3 separate regions of the Homo sapiens genome follow, and all the other regions are linked to region 1. A link is an interaction called in ENCODE POLR2A ChIA-PET data of the cell type or tissue named here. Cell type or tissue: Panc1. All regions are shown on one strand. Each heading gives the region's core, and the rest is flanking DNA. Links, peaks and the distances in the headings are about the cores only.

The links. ChIA-PET counts read pairs that join two places held together with the same protein. Peaks named below come from ENCODE experiments on the same cell type or tissue, not always from the same donor. Only the 100,000 strongest peaks of a DNase experiment are listed, where the experiment ranks them.
Region 2: POLR2A ChIA-PET joins it to region 1 with 21 read pairs; 1 of 35 experiments calls an interaction of 5 or more read pairs at or near these places.
Region 3: POLR2A ChIA-PET joins it to region 1 with 12 read pairs; 1 of 35 experiments calls an interaction of 5 or more read pairs at or near these places.

Annotation. Positions count from the first base shown.
Region 1 is chr5:92,178,229-92,184,645 of GRCh38, reverse strand. No RefSeq gene overlaps it. Among named protein-coding and RNA genes, the nearest start is that of LINC02058, 760 kb to the left of the region's middle. In Panc1, for the core only: no CTCF peak of the experiment used is centred there; no DNase peak of the experiment used is centred there; H3K27ac peaks cover 198 bases.
Region 2 is chr5:93,119,145-93,125,561 of GRCh38, reverse strand. No RefSeq gene overlaps it. Among named protein-coding and RNA genes, the nearest start is that of LINC02058, 180 kb to the right of the region's middle. In Panc1, for the core only: no CTCF peak of the experiment used is centred there; no DNase peak of the experiment used is centred there; H3K27ac peaks cover 689 bases.
Region 3 is chr5:92,783,565-92,789,981 of GRCh38, reverse strand. No RefSeq gene overlaps it. Among named protein-coding and RNA genes, the nearest start is that of LINC02058, 150 kb to the left of the region's middle. In Panc1, for the core only: no CTCF peak of the experiment used is centred there; no DNase peak of the experiment used is centred there; H3K27ac peaks cover 1,784 bases.

The DNA.
Region 1 (6,417 bases), core at 1,315-5,314:
AGAAGTCTTGCAATAAAGAAATAGGTTTTACCTTGTTCAGACCAACATATTTCAGTACATTTGATCAAAATTCTTTTTTTACAGACACACATTTTGACAAATAGAGCCCATCAGTGTTACCCAGAATAATGCTTTTTTCCTCTCCTAACGCAAGTTTTTCCCTGTAGTACTTCAGATTTTTATGGTAAATAAATAAGAGAAAAGGACGATTGAATAGCTAACAGTTCATATTATTATTTAATCAAATATTAAAATAGATTACTAGAAATGTTTAAATTGCAATTCTACTTGGTAGATACCTCATATAGTTAAAATCTTATACACTTGATGTTAAGGAACTGATAATAAGGTGAGGCAAAAGCAAAACATCATTGAAAATTCCTCCTAGAGGTAGAAATGAGCAATTTGTAAGCATAAATTTACAGATTTACCATTGCTAAATTAATGTGTGCAGGATTTTATATAATGTTGGGTCAAACTCATACTCCAGCCTTTGTCATGACACTATAACCTAGTTTCTATAACCTAGTCTAAAATCTCTTTCTCAGGCTGAAATGAAAAAATTAGACACATTTAAACAAATCAGTGACCACTTTTCTGTCACATGTAGATATTTATTGAGGCGATGAGGGGAAACTGGCCTAAATTATCTGGTCTGATCAATTGTCTTAATTCTTTTCCATTTACTCTAATGTATTTTTCATAACTACTAGCCACAAAGAAAGTTATTTTATCAGACTGAATTTATCTTGACACTTCACACTTTTAACCACCTGTTTTATATTCACATTTTCTCTCTCTTTGGTATTAGTGGCTTTTAATGTGTTATCTCCATCTACTTCCATGGATATTTATTCTCCTGACCCTCCAATATTACCCCTTTGCTATTCTCACCTTCTCACTGTGGGTATTATCCAGAATTTAATTCGGAGATCTTTTCTGTGTAACATCTCTATACTTATCCCTATATCATCAGGGATTAAATCAGCACCTCAGACACATCAGGTACTTATCATGCACCTATCAATCCTAAATGGAACTCTAGCCTTGTTTGAATTTCTTTCCAAAATATTCATGTTTGCAATAGGGACCATGTCTATTTTATTTACCTTTTTAGTCCTAGAACCTTGAACAGTGCTTAGAGAGCTAATGCACACTCAATAAATATTTGTTAAATCAGCAAATGAAACCAATCAATTGGACTTATTTAGAAGTAAAAATTTATCAATATCTTGCCCCCAGAATTTACTGTTAAGATGGTATACAGAAATATCTGTAATAGTCAATTCATCAAATCACAATCACTGCTCAGCCAAGTTATTGAATTTTATCTTTTTCATGTCTGATTTATTACTCTGATATGCAATTATTTAGGTTAACATTGTAGTAATAATTTGTCATTCTATAACTAAACATAAGAATAGGTTAAATATATGTATTTTGAGGTCCAAATTTCCAGATGAACACGAGATGATTACATATTTTGTTCAGTCATTCTCTATGCATAATATATCTCAAATTTTATTACTATTGAGGTTACATTTTAAAAATTCCTTAAAGATAGGAATAGTGTCACAGCTTAGCATATACAGTATTTAGCTTTTTGCTATTCACATAGTTGATGCCCAATAAATATTTGTTGACCTAATGAATGATCAACATTAGGATTTACTGAGACATTGTAAGTCATTTTGCATTATTTCTCAGCTTGAATCAATTCTAAAATATGACCGAGTCAGTGTTCAGTACTTCTTGACTCTGCTTGCCATGGCGGACTCCTCATTCTTTTTCCTAGTTGTTTAGTAACTATGATTCCAACTCTGAATATGCCACATACCAAAAAAACTAAATTTTCCTTTCTCACTTCCTCTACTAAAAAGTTGCCTATATTATCTCTCGTTTTCTGGAAGCCAGTTCTCTGAAATATGAGAATCATCATGCTCAATTCGCTGCATGGTTCTGTCTTTACCTATCTCCAGGTGCCATAGAGATACTGTGCATTGATATTTTATAAATAAAAATACTTACTAGGCTAAAACACAACTGAAGCACAATTAAGAAGCTAATACATAAGTTATACAATTGTATTAGCTAGCCGAAAGTGTTGAACAGATTGCTTCTCTCTAGAATAATCTTTTCATTATTTAACATGTTATTCCTCTCATGAAGTGAGATTCAGATACAGAAGGATTAACTGGAATGAACAGGAAGAGTTAGGGAAAGAGGAATGGCAAGTTCACATTATGTCAATTGTAAATCATCATTTTTGTCCGAAGAGAACATTGATTTTTGCCAAATAATTGCTTATTACTTTAAAAATAATTATAGATTAATTTATGAGGATTACAAATTCAGTAGTCTAAAACTTAAACATTAAATCCAATTAAAATAAAATTGGATGAGCATATTATAACATGGAATCAATTGAACCAAATATACAGGTGCCTTGTTTATCCAACTGGACATTTGATAATTCAAAAAAAAATTACTTGGCACATCTTTATGTTTAGTTATAAACTACACATTGTGTTTAAAATGCATCAATATTGTATGATAAGTTAGAACTGATCCCTTTTTAGTGTCTTCTCTAGCTTTCTATAAGTTCCTGGATGGATAATAAAATCTCTATTAATACTTTTATAATGAACTCTCACTGTGAGAAAAAACATGTAGCATTTGAAAACTGTCATGCAATGTACAAAATAGGGACTACATTTGTTACCCATTATCTGATGCTTTATAGCTATGAATTTTTCATATCCTTCTAGCTTCATGTCACCTCAGCTGCTCTGGAATATATCTTGGTTCAAATCAGGGCCAGCCAAACATAAATAAATAAATGAAATTGAACAAGTAGTTCTTGGAGGTCCTTTTCCATGATGTATAGAAAAATCCTTATCTTGTTGAAAAATCGTTATCTCATTTTTAGGAAGGTTGTAATCTTGTAGGTATTGGTTAAAGGTGTGGTTCATTAATACTAATAAATAATTCAAAATTGTTATATTTTCAAATAGTTATTGGATATTAGCAGTTGTTGGGCATAAGAAGACCAGAACACTCATAAATTATATGAGTTTCATAGAACAATAGAAGCTAAGTTTTTAGCTATCCATTTTGTTGTACTTTGGACATTATGTCCTGAATTATCAAAGTCATTTTTATTCTCTTGAGAAATATACTAAATTACAGTTCATAAAAGTCTCTCATGACTTCCACATGGAAAAATAATCTTTCTCTTGTAATGTCTCATTATTTATATTTCAAATATATTTTTCCAAAAGATAGGTGAGCTTAGAGGAATCTCTTAAATTGGGATAGTCTAAATTAGAGAATGAGGTATACTAGGTAGTGAGTTGGTTCTGTTTGCACTCTTGTTTTCACCATGACACCAAGTGTAATAATATTTACCTGCAAAACACACTCCCTCAGTGCTCTGTATTTCCCAAGACCATACTCCAGCTAATTCATCAACTTTTCTTATTCAAGAAAAAATATCAAAAAGTAAGGGTAATGATAGTATAAAAATAAATTGGAATGTATTTTTCTTTCTCTGTAAAATATATCACTCACAAATTTTTATATTTTACTTTTTATTAATAATAAACAACTTGGGGGCAGACCTTACATGACATTTTGCCACATGGTTTAAAACTGCTAATGTAATGTATATGTGCTCTAAGTTAGTTGAACTTTTTGAACCTAAAATAACTTACTGTGATATTTGAATCAAAATGGTACCCATGTTAAACTAATGTTTGTGTTGAACACTGATTGGCTCCTGTGTAGAAATGGGCCTGACTCCTTCCTGTTCTATTAAAGATGATCCAAAGTAGTTTCTTACCTCAACAACTAAATCAGAATTATACAAGTTTTCTCACATTTTAATAACTTCCAGATGGTGGAAAAACTAAAATAAAACTAAGAATTCAACAAAAGTGTGGGAAAATATTAGCATAGTACAAAAGACTAAGAACACTAAGGAAGTTATTTTCAAACTAGTTTTTCCTTGCTTTAAAAAATGCCACTGGCAAGAATAATGATGCTTTCATAATGTTACTAGAGTGCTATATTTGTAAAGCAGCATGTAAGCCTCATAAAAGGGTAATGAGTTCCTTAAGTGATAGTAAAATAAGCTTTCATGTAGAGATATGCTGAGGTACTACTGTTCATGGGCAGCAGAGAGTTGCATTACCTATTTTGTATTGCAATTTTCACTAACACAAAAAAAGGAATTGCAGTAATGGTCACATTTTCCTTCCTGTGACATTAAAAAAAGACTCTAGTGGAGCTCAACTAAGTAGAGAAAATGATAAAATCTTATATAAAATTTATGCTTATTTGGCCATTCTTCTTTATATAAGCATGTTATTTGAGTAGACTAGGAGTTCTTTCCTCTAGCTGATCATAGAATTACTTTCAGATAACAGTTTTCAGTTGATTTGCTCTCTTCTAGATTTTTCAATTATTGTAGCTTCATGAAATATGCATCATTCTTTGACATTTATATTAAATAATACTTGTATTCTCCCTTCCATGTTTACATGTAAAATAATAATCAATCAAAGGAATCATTCAGTATTAGTAAATCTTTTTTTTATAAAACACATATAAGAAAGTTCAAAAAGTCCCTCAATCTACCTCTTTCTTTACAACAGAAAAACTTTATCATATAATTGAAACCCCTTAGGAATAAAAATTTCACAGTAACTTCTATTGGCCAATTGCCTACAAAATCAAGAAGTCTATTCTCTCCTTTCTCACTATTCTTAATTGGATTTCTTGCTCTTTAGCAGCAACAGGAAACAGATGCTCACAGAATTCAGAAATCCCCAGTAAGTGACAGGTACATGAAATATCTTAGCATTTTGTTATATTAATTTTGTCAAAGCAACATGTTAGGGTGAGGGGAGAGATTATATCTACGAAGCTTGTGAGAACAATTCTAAAATATTGAAATGGAAATTATGACTTGTGAGGCAGAAATTTAAAAGCAAATATCTTTGGAGGATGGACTGCAAATAAATATGTAGACGACTGTGGTGAAGAAAAGCTCTCCTTCTAAAGTATATATTTCTCAAGAAAAAAGCACAACCCAAAAAACTAGAGAATAGACCTTTCTGAGGTTTCATAAAAAAACTTAGTCCATTAGCTCCAAACTATTGAGGTGACATATATAAACTCTTTGCATGAGTTAAATCAAGACAAATAAGAATGCTAAAATGTTAAATTCTGTTTGCATTGGACAGGGTAAATGTATATTCCTACCATTTAGATTACATACTTTATTTAATAGAAGAGTTAAATGAGAAAATTGGCATTGCTCTGTAGCTACAAAAGTATAAAAGTCTGTGCATGTTTGAAAAATAGCAACATAAAGGCAGCTTTTTAATCCTTGAATCTGAAACTACATGTTGGGCTGGGCTATCCGCTCAGCCTGAGAGCAACTACTTTCTCAGCATAGTCTCAGGCTAGAGGAGCATGTGTAGCATTTTTAAAAAGTTTATATTTTCAATCTTTTGTATAATTAAAAAATTAAAACTTACCAAGGAATTTTCAACTAAATAGCTCTTCCTTTCATAGGAGAAGGGTAGAGAATAAGACACTGACTTTAAGTTCTCCAAATAGACTGGATTTTTAAGGGAAAAAAAACCCTACATTTTGGATGTAATCATAGTTCATAATGATATTCAAAGCAAATTTTAACACCTTCTAGAAAAAAATTGTAAGCCAATTTCTCAATAAATTAAATATTTTAAACATACAATTGATAACAAATATAAAAACAGTTTAAACTAACATTCAAAAACAAAAAATAAATATTGAAATAACAAAAACATTCTATAATGAATAAGACATTATTCTAAACAAAAGGAATTAGTTTTAAAAACAGATATTAAGTTGCAAAAATAAGCCAGTAAGGAATGGTTTGCCTTAGGGAAAAAAATGACTGAATTAATATTTAGCAGTCATTCTGACAATAGAGGGAGCAGATAAAAATGACAAGATTCTTATCACCAATATCACTTTTATTCATTCACTAATTTAATATTCATTTACAAAACTATTATTTGGACAAGAAACCATATACAGAAATATGAAAGTGTTAGTAAAATATTTAAAAATACCATTTGACAATATTTCTTCGTGTAATTTTTGATTACCCTGATTCTTCCCCATAGGAGCAAACTCCTAGATCTCACATATCTATTACCTAAATATGATTTGAAAAATTCTAAGATAGCCTCCATGATCTTCATTCCCTCGTGTTATTCTAATGAGCATGTCACATAGCAAAAAATTTTTTGCAAATATCACTAAGGTTACCATTTAATTACCCTTAAAATAGGGAGGTGATCAGGGTGGGTCTCACCTAATCACCTGAGCTGTGTAAAATCACAGAGCTTTCTCCAGCTGAGA
Region 2 (6,417 bases), core at 960-4,959, 940 kb before region 1:
TTCTGAACATCCCACCCACCATTTGGTGTATAACCAGTTGGTGACGCTCGGGGGTGACCATAGAGAATGCACACTGGAGCCAGCAGGCCTTTAGAGGCCTCTCTTGTGGTCTATCAGCCCACCAGAAGACCGCCTGCTTCACAGAATCTGAGACATCTCAGGGCAGCCACTCTACAGTCCCTTTAGGGTTTTGCAAATATCCTGGGTCTATAAAATTAACTCTGTCCAAGTTGGATGGGGTGCATAGTGATGGATGACTCTCTCAGTCTCCCTTTGTTTGCCACAGAACACCTTTTCTTAAATCTATTTTCAGACCTGCTGGAGCCCAAAGTATAGAAACAAGTTTCAAATAATTAGAAAAATACAAAAAACTTTTCTAGCTAGCATTTTCTGTCTAAGAAGAAGTCATATGCATTGGGCTGATTTTCTGAACATGTGTACTACCATAGGCTGGATGTTTAATGATGATAAATGCTCACATTTATTATTCCAGCCACAGCACTAACATCATTAAACACATTATCTCATTTAATTCTCGAAACAGTCAAGAAATGACACTATTATTATTCATATCTTACAGATTAGAATAAGGGCATCTCACTGATATTATGTAAGTTGTTCAAATTTACGCAGTGACAAAAAATGGAACCAGAATCTGCACCCACATGGTCTAATGTTAGTATCTGTGCCCCTTTCACTAGAGCACACCTGTGCTCCATTCATCTTGTGACGTGTTTGGGTTGCGGCCTGGCATCATCACTCTGTTCAGTGATTAGGGCAGGTTTTCTTACTAGCTGGCACCTTGGCTGGGCCCTGGCTTTCCTTAGTTGCTCTTCTTAGATATGAAACAACTTTTTAAGACATTAAAGCAGTGATGCGCAACCTTTTTGGCACCAGGGACTGGTTTTGTGTAAGACAATTTTTCCACAGATGGGTAGCAGAGGGGCATGATTTCCAGATGAAACTGTTACATCTCAGATCATCAGGCATTAGTTAAATTCTCATAAGGGGTACACAACCTAGATCCCTCACATGCACAATTCACAATAGGGTTCATGTTCCCAATCTAACACTGCGGCTTATCTGACAGGAGGCAGAGCTCAGGCGGTAGTGTTAGCTGGCCGGCAGCTCACCTCCTGCTCTGCAGCCTGTTTCATAACAGGCTGTGGACAGGTACTGGTCCGCAGCCTCGGGGTTGGGGACCCCTGCATTAGGGTATCAACCATCTCTTCTCATTGGTCAGGTCATTTAGCCAGATTACCTTATGCAGATGAAAAAAAGGGGTGGAAAAAATAATAAATGGTTTAGTGTCCTATAAAGAATTAGAATAAAAGGTTTTCAGTGAATTTCCTCGAGTATAGAAACTGTTGTGTAATATTTCTTGTAAACGTTCAAAACTTATTTCTTCGTTATCACCAGTTTTTGAGAATGTAGACAAATGGAACATTTAGATATAATTGGTAGCTGTGATTAGTGACATATGTTTAGAAATTAGGGGCATTCAAAGACATTTAGTATAACCATTTCATGAATTTTTTTTTTTTTTTTTGAGACAGAGTCTCACTCTGTTGCCCAGGCTGGAGTGATCTAGGCTTACTGCAACCTCTACCCTCCAGGTTCAAGCGATTCTCATACCTCAGCCTTCCAAGTAGCTGAGATTGCAGATGCCTACCATCATGCCTGGCTAATTTTTGTATTTTTAGTAGAGATGGGGTTTTGCCATGTTGGTCAGGCTGATCTCGAACTCCTGGCCTCAAGTGATCTGCCTGCCTTGGCCTCCCGAAGTGCTGGGATTGATTATAGGCGTGAGTCATCGCAACTGGCCAATTTCACGAATTTAGTTATCTATTATAAATGTTATACTTGTGTGTTTTCAAGTTTCTTTAACATACTACAATTTTTTTTTCTCCTATAGCTGACTTCCTTATCATATAGTCATAAACAAAAATTTAGTGGTTAAAAAAGTCCCCATGAAAAGGAAAGGAAGAAATAGATCTTAAACCCCAAGACAGCCGATTGAATTTAATAGTCATTGTTAGTTTTCTATTAAACAGTGGTATAGAGAGGACAAAATGTATTGTCTTTGAAGCTGCACTTTCTGTTTTATCTACTAAATTCTCCATAGACTAATGCTGATAGAAAAATATGTATGTTTGGATTTAGATATACTTAGTAATGTGACATAAACAGAGAGAGAGAGAGGGAAATCTTGTTTTCTTCTGGCTTTTTTCAGAGGTTCACTAATTGGGTTTGCTGTGAGTATTACTGGGTTCTGTTTAAGATCAGGCCTTTTCCTTGATATGCAAGATGTTCCTTTTTGTAAACAAAACACTAGATTTTCATTCAAAAGAAAATGTGTTATAATCAGTAGACATTTCTTCTTCTTATTTCTATTTGAAGATTCCCACTAGGTCTCTGACATGAAGTACAAAGGGATTTGCCTCCAGCATGAATAATTTCACAAATTGAAAGAGTTGACTCTTTAACATTCTTTAATTCAATAAGCATAACATATTTTTATTTTAAAAATCATAACATCCTAATCCACATAAGTGGTCCAGAATGGCATGGTCATACAAGAAGAAAAAGGAAGCATTTGTCACATGCATATAAAAGGTGAATACAATTTTGAGTCATCCTCCTTTATATTTTTTTCCTTTAGAAGATGTACGTTTCCTAGGAGGCAGGTTTATACTACCTCTTGGAATTATTTGACATGAGAAGTGTATTAATTCTTCTATGCCTAAATGAGCAACATCCAATAAGAGCATATAATAGCTTTTTAACCAGTGGATATATTCCAGTAAAATGTTCTTACCCACAGAGCTTACCTACTTGAGCAACTATCAAATATATCAGAAATCTTTGCATATTTATGTTGAAAATCAACAGTCTTTTTTGCCTTTGAAGTACAATACCAATATTTACATGATAGTTCTTCAACTAGGCAAAATAATGACGTGCTATTTAAGAAATGAAGTGGATTGAAATCTAAGGAAACCTCAACCATGCATATAAAAGATTAAAATATTTATATTAACTGTGCTTAAGAGCCTTTTAAACTGTCTTTATAGAATTTATGGAATGCTATTGTTTTGTATTATTCGAAAAAACACTCTGCCCTTTTATTAGACTGTGATTATTGGCTGAACGATTGTTCACCACTATAGACTCTAGATTCTATAAAGCCTGAACTCTTCTAGTTTCCTATCTTAGAAAATAAAGAGAATTTTCTCTCTCTCATTCTCTCAATATTAATAATAGCAAATGACCCTATTGCTGAAGACTTGGAGTATGTTCTTAAGGAAAAAAGTAACGTGAGGCTTCTGATCATAAGAGAAAGATTCTGTATTTGCATTGGTTTGGGGTTCAAGCTTATATTTAAAAGGTCAAATTTAATCCAAAGCCACTTTAGTGAATCTCTCATGAAAGTTCAACGTTTTTATTTTCTTAATGACTTGATCATTTCATTGAAGGAATCACAATCACAGAATTACAGAAAAGAACCAAAAAGCTGAAAGATATAAAAACAATTAGATTATATATATAACTATTTATATATTAATATATATGCATATATATTTTAATAAATATATTCTTAACAGCAATAGAAGATGGGTAATTCAATATGCTACTGGTGACTTAGGTCACCAGGCTGGCACAATTTTTCTGAAAGACAAGTTTAATATTATTTACTAAAAGTGTTAAAATAAGCACCCTTTAACAGAGCAATTATCCATCAATAAATTTATTCTAAGTGCAATTAAAGATATATGCAAAAACATCTTCAGCAACACTCTTATTATTGCTATGTTAAATAATACAAATTTGGAAACTACCAAAATTTTAAAGAAAAAGGTTATCAGCTAAACCAAATGACATGCATAGAACAGAACATTACATAACTCAAATATATACGTAAAAGTATACTTACTAATGCAGAAAAATGTTCATGATAAAATATCAGGTGAAACGTGTAGCTAACCAAACAAAGGGTTGATACTAGATATCTCTGGCTATATGGGGCGAAGAGGAATTGTTTATGTGGTATTTCTATAATAAGTGTACATCTATTTTATACATTATTAATAAAAATAAACTTATTTATAATAAAAATGATTCTTTAATTTCTAAGCTTGAATGGAAATCTGAAATTCAGGAGGACAGCTTCAACCTGAAGTCAAAATTCTATAGTATAAATAATTTTTTTAGTTATTTAGAAAATGAATATTTTCTGATAAAATATCATAGGTGATAACTGTGTTATTTTTCTGATGTGGAATCTTTTCTCTGGCTTACCTGAACATACGTAAAACAAAGACTGGCTCTCTATAGGGAACATTTGATGTTTTGTTTGTCTAAAGGGGTAGTGGAATAATTAGAAGTAAATGCTTAGCTAGTGGTGCGCTGGTTAATGTTAACAAATGACTTTAGAGGTGAAGGAGGAAGGTTTTATTTGTAGCATTTGCTGAATGGTGTCAGTAATCTCATCATGGGTAATTTTAAGCTAGCAACATGACATCACTGAGTTGGGAGGAAACATGCACCCCCCATTGCACGCTGGTACTATCCACCTCCAACACACCCTGCGGGAGGGTCTGTGAGTGGGCGGAATGTGGCAAAGTAGGTGCAGAAGCACTTCAGATTCAAGATTAAGCTTGGGAAAGTTTAGGAAGTGGAAATCTTCCTAAGGCAAAGGAGAAAGAGGAAGTGTAAAAAATAGTTATGTAGTTAAATATAGCACACAGGATAAGACTCTTGGGAATTATTGAGAATGGCAATGGACTTTATCGTTTAGAAGAATCAACTGTAGCACCTGTTAAGCAAACACATTCCTAAGTCTCTCTTTGGAGCTGGGCTCAGGAATATGCATTTTAGAGAGACCTTCTGGGACCGCCGTAATCAGTCAAAAAATCTGAACTAAGCTGTCAACATTGCAGTCCTGTGTGATGTCCTAGAGAGCTTAACACTTGGGAATACTTTATAATTAGCATAAATATATAGTTATCCTCAAAACTAGGATACTTTTGAGTATGAGGGGGAGTGTTCAGTACAACAGGTATAATCTAGGATTGTCTTGGGAAAAGTGAGTAAGTGTTGACCTTCCTCATAAGCATCCTCAGGAGATTGCAATTATGTTGATCAGTATCTGTAAAACCACAGGGTGGGTGAACATGCACATACAAAAAGTGTCTCATTCTGAGCCCTCTGAAACAAAGAAATTCTTTGGTTCTTGCCTGAAACATGATGACTCTCACTGGGTTCCTGAAGTGAGGAACTCTTTTTCAGCACCACCCCATTCAGCAGGACAAGAGAGCATTTCCAACAGTCAGTACAAATTCAAATTAGCCATTCACAGGTCAAGACTTAAGATCTTTGTATACTTCTCTTTGTATTTACATCTGCCTTGTTTAGAGCAGTATCTCCCGTTAGAGAGTGTTTTGACCCAACTTGCTTATACAGAGAACATGACAATCAGAGAACCACTGAAAGGATTTTTTTCCCCTGTCCCACTTGTACGATGTCTGCTCTTGTCAGCGTTAGTATTCATCCTATGGGGTTACTCTGTAATGACCTTTTACTTTTTTCCATAATAGAACCAGAAGGAATTGTGACCCACATCAAGTAAATGTTGACGTCTATAAAGAAAGTTCAGTGTAATAGTGCAGAGGTGTGGGGCATCACAACTGAGAGTTGGCATGGCCTGCTTAGATGGCAGGGAGGACATTACACTTGGGAAGAGTAAAACTCAGATTCAGCTAACTAGCTCTGATGTCCGGTTATTTTGTAAAAGTACCATGGCAGGAACTTCTATTAGATGGAGATGATGATTTAGGTCAGATTATTATTATTATTATTGCCTAGACTACCAAATGCAGGCAGCTCCCTAATGCTTGGTCTAGTAGTTCTCTACCTAGAGACTGTGTGCTCTTAAGTAGTGATGCTTGGGGCAGAGCTATTGCAAATGCCTCAAGGACATATATAACAAAGTCTTGATTATATATAAAATCATAATAAATCATATACTAACTTTAAGCTATATATAGATGATATTGTGATTAATACAGTAGAGTTTAAAACAGAAAAAAATTTACTGACTTTATATACACACGTACGTATATATATTTACTTATACATATATATTACTTTATACATTCCTCAGGACAGTAATATGAAATCAGCCATTCGTGAGTGGAGAAAACATTTTTAGATTAAAATATACTTTCTAATGTAAGATGTTTCCATAGCATAAATGGAATTGGGGACAATATAAATAATATTGTCCCACCTCTCACTGTGTAATTGGTCTGGTAAACTTTGGTTCTAGGATTCTGGGAAAAGGTATAGAAAGGCCAAGTGTAAAATATGAATAAGACAGGAGAATGACAAGTAATGGAGATAATGATTTTATTAGCT
Region 3 (6,417 bases), core at 960-4,959, 610 kb before region 1:
GAGCTGGAGGCCATTGTCCTTAGCAAACTCATGCAGGAACAGAAAACCAAATACTGTATGTTCTCACTTATAAGGGGGAACTAAATGATGAGAACACATGGAAACAAAAAGGGGAACAATAGACACTGGGGCCTACTTGTGTGTGAAGGGTGAGAGGAGGGACAGAATCAGAAAAAATAACTATTGGGTACTAGGCTTCATACCTTGGTGACAAAATAATCTGTACAATAAACCCCTGTGACACAAGTTTACCTGTATAACAAACCTACACACCTACCCCTGAACCTAAAATAAAAGTAAAAGTAAGTTTCACATGAGTTTTAGAGGGGACACTGAAACCACGGTATTCTTCTCCTGCTCCTTCCAAACGTATGTCCTTCTCAAATACAATTACATTCATTGTATCTCTATAGTTCCAAACTGTTGTCTCATTTCAGCACCAACTGACACATCCAAAGTCCAAAGTTTCATCTGCAAACGTGTGAAATAAGAACAAGATATCTGCTTTGAGGATCAAATGTGGCATAGTCATAGGGAACACATTCCCATTTCAAAAGGGAAAAACAGCCAAGAAGAAAGGGGTAACATGCCCTAGGCAAGTCTAAAACCTAAGAGACACAGACAGTAGGTCTGAAGACCCCAGAATCATCTCTTTTTACCTCATGTCTGGCATCCTCAGCATACTGGTGTGGTGGTTGAGCCCCCAAGGCCTTAAACAACCCCAACCCAATGGGTTTCTTGGCTCAGCCCACCTAGCTCTACCATGCTTGTGTTGCACACTGATAGCTCCACAGTTCTGGGGTCTTAGTGACAGTCTCACTCCCATGACTTTCTAGGCATTGCCCTAGTGGGGACTCTCTGCAGTAGTTCCATCCCCACATACCCACTCAGCATAACTCTAGTGGGGGCGTCAGCCCCTGTGACCAGTCTCTGCTTGAACCCTCAGGCTTTTGATGACATTTTTTGAAATCTAGGTAGAATCTGCCAAGTCTCCACAGCTCTCACTTTCTGTAAGTCTGCAAAATTAGCACCACGTGGATGCCACCAAGTTTTAGAACATGTACCTTCTGAGTTTTTGGCACAAGCTGCACTTAAGGCTGCTTGAGCCAGAGTGACAGTGATGTGGGGAGAAGCAAGAACTGCTCAGAGGTGGCACATGGCAGCCATGCCTGGGCCTGTCCCCTAAAACCCTTCTGTCCTCCTAGGTCTCTGGGTCTGTGAGGGGAGGGTCAGCCTCAAAGATTTCTGAAATGCCTTCAGGGGCCTTTTCCCCATGGTCTTGACTTTTAGCACCTGGTTCTCTTTTAGCCATGCTAATCTCTTTAGAAAGTACTAGCTGGGCCTCACTCTTGGATTTCTCTCCTGAAAATGCTCTTTTATTCCCCACCTCATGGCAAGACTGAATATTATATGGAAAATACAGACTTTCCCCCTCTGTTTCTCCTGTCTCTAGAGGTTCACTGTAAGCAGTTAGAAGTAACCACTCAGCAGCCTGAGAACTTGGTGGCTTAGAAATTTCTTCCACCAGATATCCTAGTTCATCCCTCTCAAGTTTGGCCTTTCACAAAGCCCTTGGACTTGGATACAATGCAGCCAAGTTCTTTATCCATGTATATCAGGGATAGTCTTTACTCCAGTTTCTAATATTTTGTTTCTCAGTTCCATCTAAAACCTTGTCTGAATGGCCTTTCCTGTCCATATTTTCTATCAGTATGCTGGTCATAACCACTTAAGCAATCTCTACAGAGTTCCCAACTTTCCCCAGTCTTCTTGTATTCTAAGTCTGCACCAGAATCTCGATTTTTTTCTAGCCTGCTTCTCTAAGTTCTTTTAGCTTCTGCCCATTACCCAGTTCTAAAGCCTCTTCTATGTTTTTAGGTATTTACTATCAGCAACACCCCACTTCCAGGTCTCAATTTTCTGTCTCAGTCCCTTTAGTCCATCAATCTGTGAATCCAATCACCTCTTAAAGGCCTTACTTTTCAATACTGCCATATTTCAGATTAATTTTCAACATGACTCTTGGAGGCAACATTCAAATCATAGTAGAATTTGCACCCAATATGTAAGGAGACCTTATGACTCTGTAATAAAAAGTAAAAATAACAATTAAAAATAATCAAAGGGTTTGAGTAGGCTATTACTCCAAAAAAGATACACAAATGGTCGATCTGCATATGAAAAGATGCTCAACACAATTAGGCCATAGGGAAATGCATACCTAAACCTCAGTAAGGTACGACTTCACACACTTTAAGAAAGCTATAATGAAAAAGATAGACAGAACAAGTTATGGTGAAGATTGGAGAAACTGGCATTCTCATATATTGTTGGTAGAAATTTTAAATGGTGCAGCACCTTTAGAAAAAATTAATTTACAATAGCACCAAAAATGTAATTCATAGGTATAAATCAACAACATATGTATAAGGTTTGTGTGTGGAAAACTACACAATGCCAATTAATGAAATCAAGGAAGAACTAATAAATGGAGATATTTTTTCCATCTTCATTGGCTAGTAGATTCTAAATTGTTAAAAGAGCTACGCCTCCCAAGTTGATACAGACACACAGTATAATCCCAGTCAAATTCCCAGCAAGATATTATGTAAATAACAACAAACCAATTCTTAAATGTATAGGAAAAGTCAAAACTTTGTAGCATAGCTAATATGGTACTGAAGAAGAGCAAAGTTAGAGGGCTTACATCAGGGGTCCCCAACACCCAAGTGGCTGACCATTAACAGTCTGTGGCCTGTTAGGAACTGGGCAGCATAGCAGGAGGTAAGTGGCAGGTGAGCGAGCAACTACCAATTCAGCTCCCCCTCTTGTCAGATTGGCAGCCACATTCGATTCTCATAGGAGCATGAACCCTATTGTGAACTGTGCATTCAAGGGATTTAGGTTGCATACTCCTTATGAGTATGACTGATGATCTGAGATGGAACAGTGTCATCCCAAAACCAAACTCCTACCACCCCATCTCTACTCCCACCCACACCCCATCCCCGGTCCATTGAAAAATTGTCTTTCACGAAACTGGTCCCTGGTGCCAAAAAGGTTGAGGACCGCTGGCGTTCAGTACTGATTGGAAAACTTATTATAAAGAACAGTAATCAAGATGGTATTGTATTAATGAAAGAATAGACATGGATTAATAGAACATAATGAAGAGCTCAGAGATAGACTAACACACACATATGTAGACAAGAATCTTGACAACGGCAATACAAATTCAATGAACAGTTTCTCAACAAATGGACCTGGAAATTTGGGATGTTATTTACTTTTTTTTCCATGCAAATTCCAATTGCTCATTGCTGATGTATAATAAAGCAATTGACTTTTTAATTTGACCTTGTATCCTACAACCTCGATGTATGCATTAGGTCCAGGTATTAATTTGTACATTCTTTGGGTTTTTCCACGTTGAAAATCATACCATATGCAAAAAAATGATAGTTTTATTTCTTCCTACCTGTATATCTTTTATTTCTGTTTCTTATCTCATTGCATTAGCTAAGATTTCTGTTACATTGTTAAATAGGAATGGTAAAAGAGGTCATCCATGTTCCTGATCCTAAGGGGACAGTTTTCTGAATCTCATCATTGGTTATAATGTCAGCCGTAGGTTTTCTGTAGGTATTTTTTTTTAATCAAGTTGCGGAAGTTACTCTATATCAATTTTTCTGAGATTTTTTATCATCAGTGGATGTTGGATTTTGTCAAATGCTTTTTTTCTGTATCTACTGATATGATTATATAATTTTTCTTTTGTAACCTGTTGATATAGTAGATTGCATATCAGCCCATTTGTATTGTTATAAAGGAGTACCTGAGGCTGGTTAATTCATAAAGAAAAGAGATTTCTTTTGACTCACAGTTCTACAGACTCTGCAGTAAGCATGGTGCAAGCATCTGCTTCTGTTGAGGGCCTCAGAGGCTTACAATCATGTCAGAAGGTCAAGGGGAGCCAGTGAGTCACATGTGAGAGGAGTGAGAGAGACAAGGAAGATCCCAGGCTCTTTCATACAGCCAGATCTCTCCTGAACTTACTTATTGCCATAAGAATGGCACAAAGCTATTCATGAAGGATCCACCTCTATGGCCCAAACACCTTTTACCAGGCCCCACCTCTAATCATTGGGGATTATATTTGAACATGAAATCTGAAGGAGACAAACACCCAAACCATAGCAATTGTACTGATTTTGAATGTTAAACCAGTCTTGCTTAACTGGAATAATCTCACTTGGTTATAGTATGAAATTCTTTTTATACAATCTTGGATTCTATTTTCTTATATTTTGTTGAGGCTTTTTGCATGTATGTTCATGAAAAATACTGGTTTTGGTTTGCTTGTCTTATAATGTCATAGCCTGGTTTGATAGTAGGGTAATGCTGACTTTACAAATGAGTTAGGAAGTGTTTCCTCTGCTTCTATTTTCTGGAAAAATTGTCAAGAATTAGTATTATAGGGCCGGACATGGTGGCTCACACCTGTAATCCCAGCACTTTGGGAGGCCGAGGCGGGCGGATCATGAGGTCAGGAGATGGAGACCATCCTGGCTAACATGGTGAAACCCCGTCTCTACTAAAAATACAAAAAATTAGCCGGGTGGTGGCGGGCTCCCGTAGTCCCAGCTACTCCGGAGGCTGAGGCAGGAGAATGGCGTGAACCCAGGAGGCGGAGCTTTCAGTGAGCCAAGATTGGGCCACTGCACTCCAGCTTGGGCGACAGAGCGAGACTCGTCTCAAGTAAAAAAACAAACAAACAAAAAAAGCAAGAATGAGTATTATTTCTTCCTTAAATATTTGATATAATTCACTAGTAAAACCATCTTAGCCTTTTTTGAAGATTATTATCTATTTCTGTTTTGGAAAGTTATTAATTATAGGCTTTTTGAAGGTTATTAGATAATAATTTCTGTTATTTTAAATGTGCCTAAGTATGTTTCATGGCTGAGAATGTAGATTATCTTGGTGGGCGTTCTATGAGAACTTGAAAAGAATGTGTATGCTGCTTATGTTTGGTAAAAACAACCTATAAATGTCAATTAGATCAAGTTGATTGTTAATTCTGTTCTGGATATCATATCCCTACTAATATTCTGCCTACTTGACATGTAAGTTACCGATAGAGAGGGTTTAAATCTGTAACTCTAATGTTGGATTTGTCTATTTATCCTTTTAGTTCTATTGGTTTTTGCTTCATGCATTTTGACAATGTTATATGCATACATATATAAGATCCTTAAATCTTTTTTGAAGATGACCTCTTTATCATTATGACATACTTATTTTTTCTCTTTGGTAATCTTTCTTGCTCTGAATTCTGCTGTGTCTGAAGTTTTTTGTCACATTTTTTTTTTTTTAAATAGAGACAGAGTCTCACTGTGTTGCCCAGGCTGGTCTCAAACTCCTGGTCTTAAGCAACCCTTCCCACTTTGCCTTCCAAAATGCTGGGATTCTATGCATGAACTGCCATGCCTGGCCTGTCTGAAATTAATATATAGCTACTCCAGCATTCTTTAGTTTAGCTTTCCTGGGTTATACTGGTGTGGACTCTTTTAATTTTTTTTTGTTGTTGTTTTTGAGACAGAGTCTCGCTCTTTTGCCAGGCTGGAGTGCAGTGGCTGGATCTCAGCTCACTGCAAGCTCAGCCTTCCACGTTCAAGCAATTCTTTTGCCTCAGCCTCCCAAGTGGCTGGGACTACAGGCGCGTGCCACCACGCCCAGCTAATTTTTGTATTTTTAGTAGAGACGGGGTTTCACCATGTTGGCCAGGATGGTATCGATCTCCTGACCTTGTGATCTGCCTGCCTTGGCCTCCCAAAGTGCTAGGATTACAGGCGTTAGCCACTGTGCCAGCCTCTTTTAATTTTTAACAGTGTTGAGTCTTTATATTTGAAGTGAGTTTATTTTACATGAGATAAAGTTGCCTCTAGATTATTTTTCATCTACTCATTCAACTTCTATCTTTTAATTAGTACTTTTAGATTATACAGTGATTAATATGTATTAATATGTAATAAGTAATTAATATGTATTATAATTATAACTTATATTTAATCATACTAATTGTTGCTTATCCTACCCCTTTTTTATGGCTTCTCTGATATTAAGGATTTTACATGATTCTATTTTATCTCCTTCAGAGTGTATCAATTATTCTTGTTTAACAAAGATTTTAGTTATTGCTCTAGAGTTTACAATATACATTTTAATTAGTCTAACTTAACCTTCACATAACACTATACTCATTTATAAGTAGTGCAGGTAACTTACAGCAGAGCATTCTCAATTAATTCCTGTGACAATGCTGTTTTACATTTCACTTATTCATACCTATAATTACCTAATACATTGTTATCATGATTACTTTAAACATACAGTTGTCTTACAGTAGCACCAAAA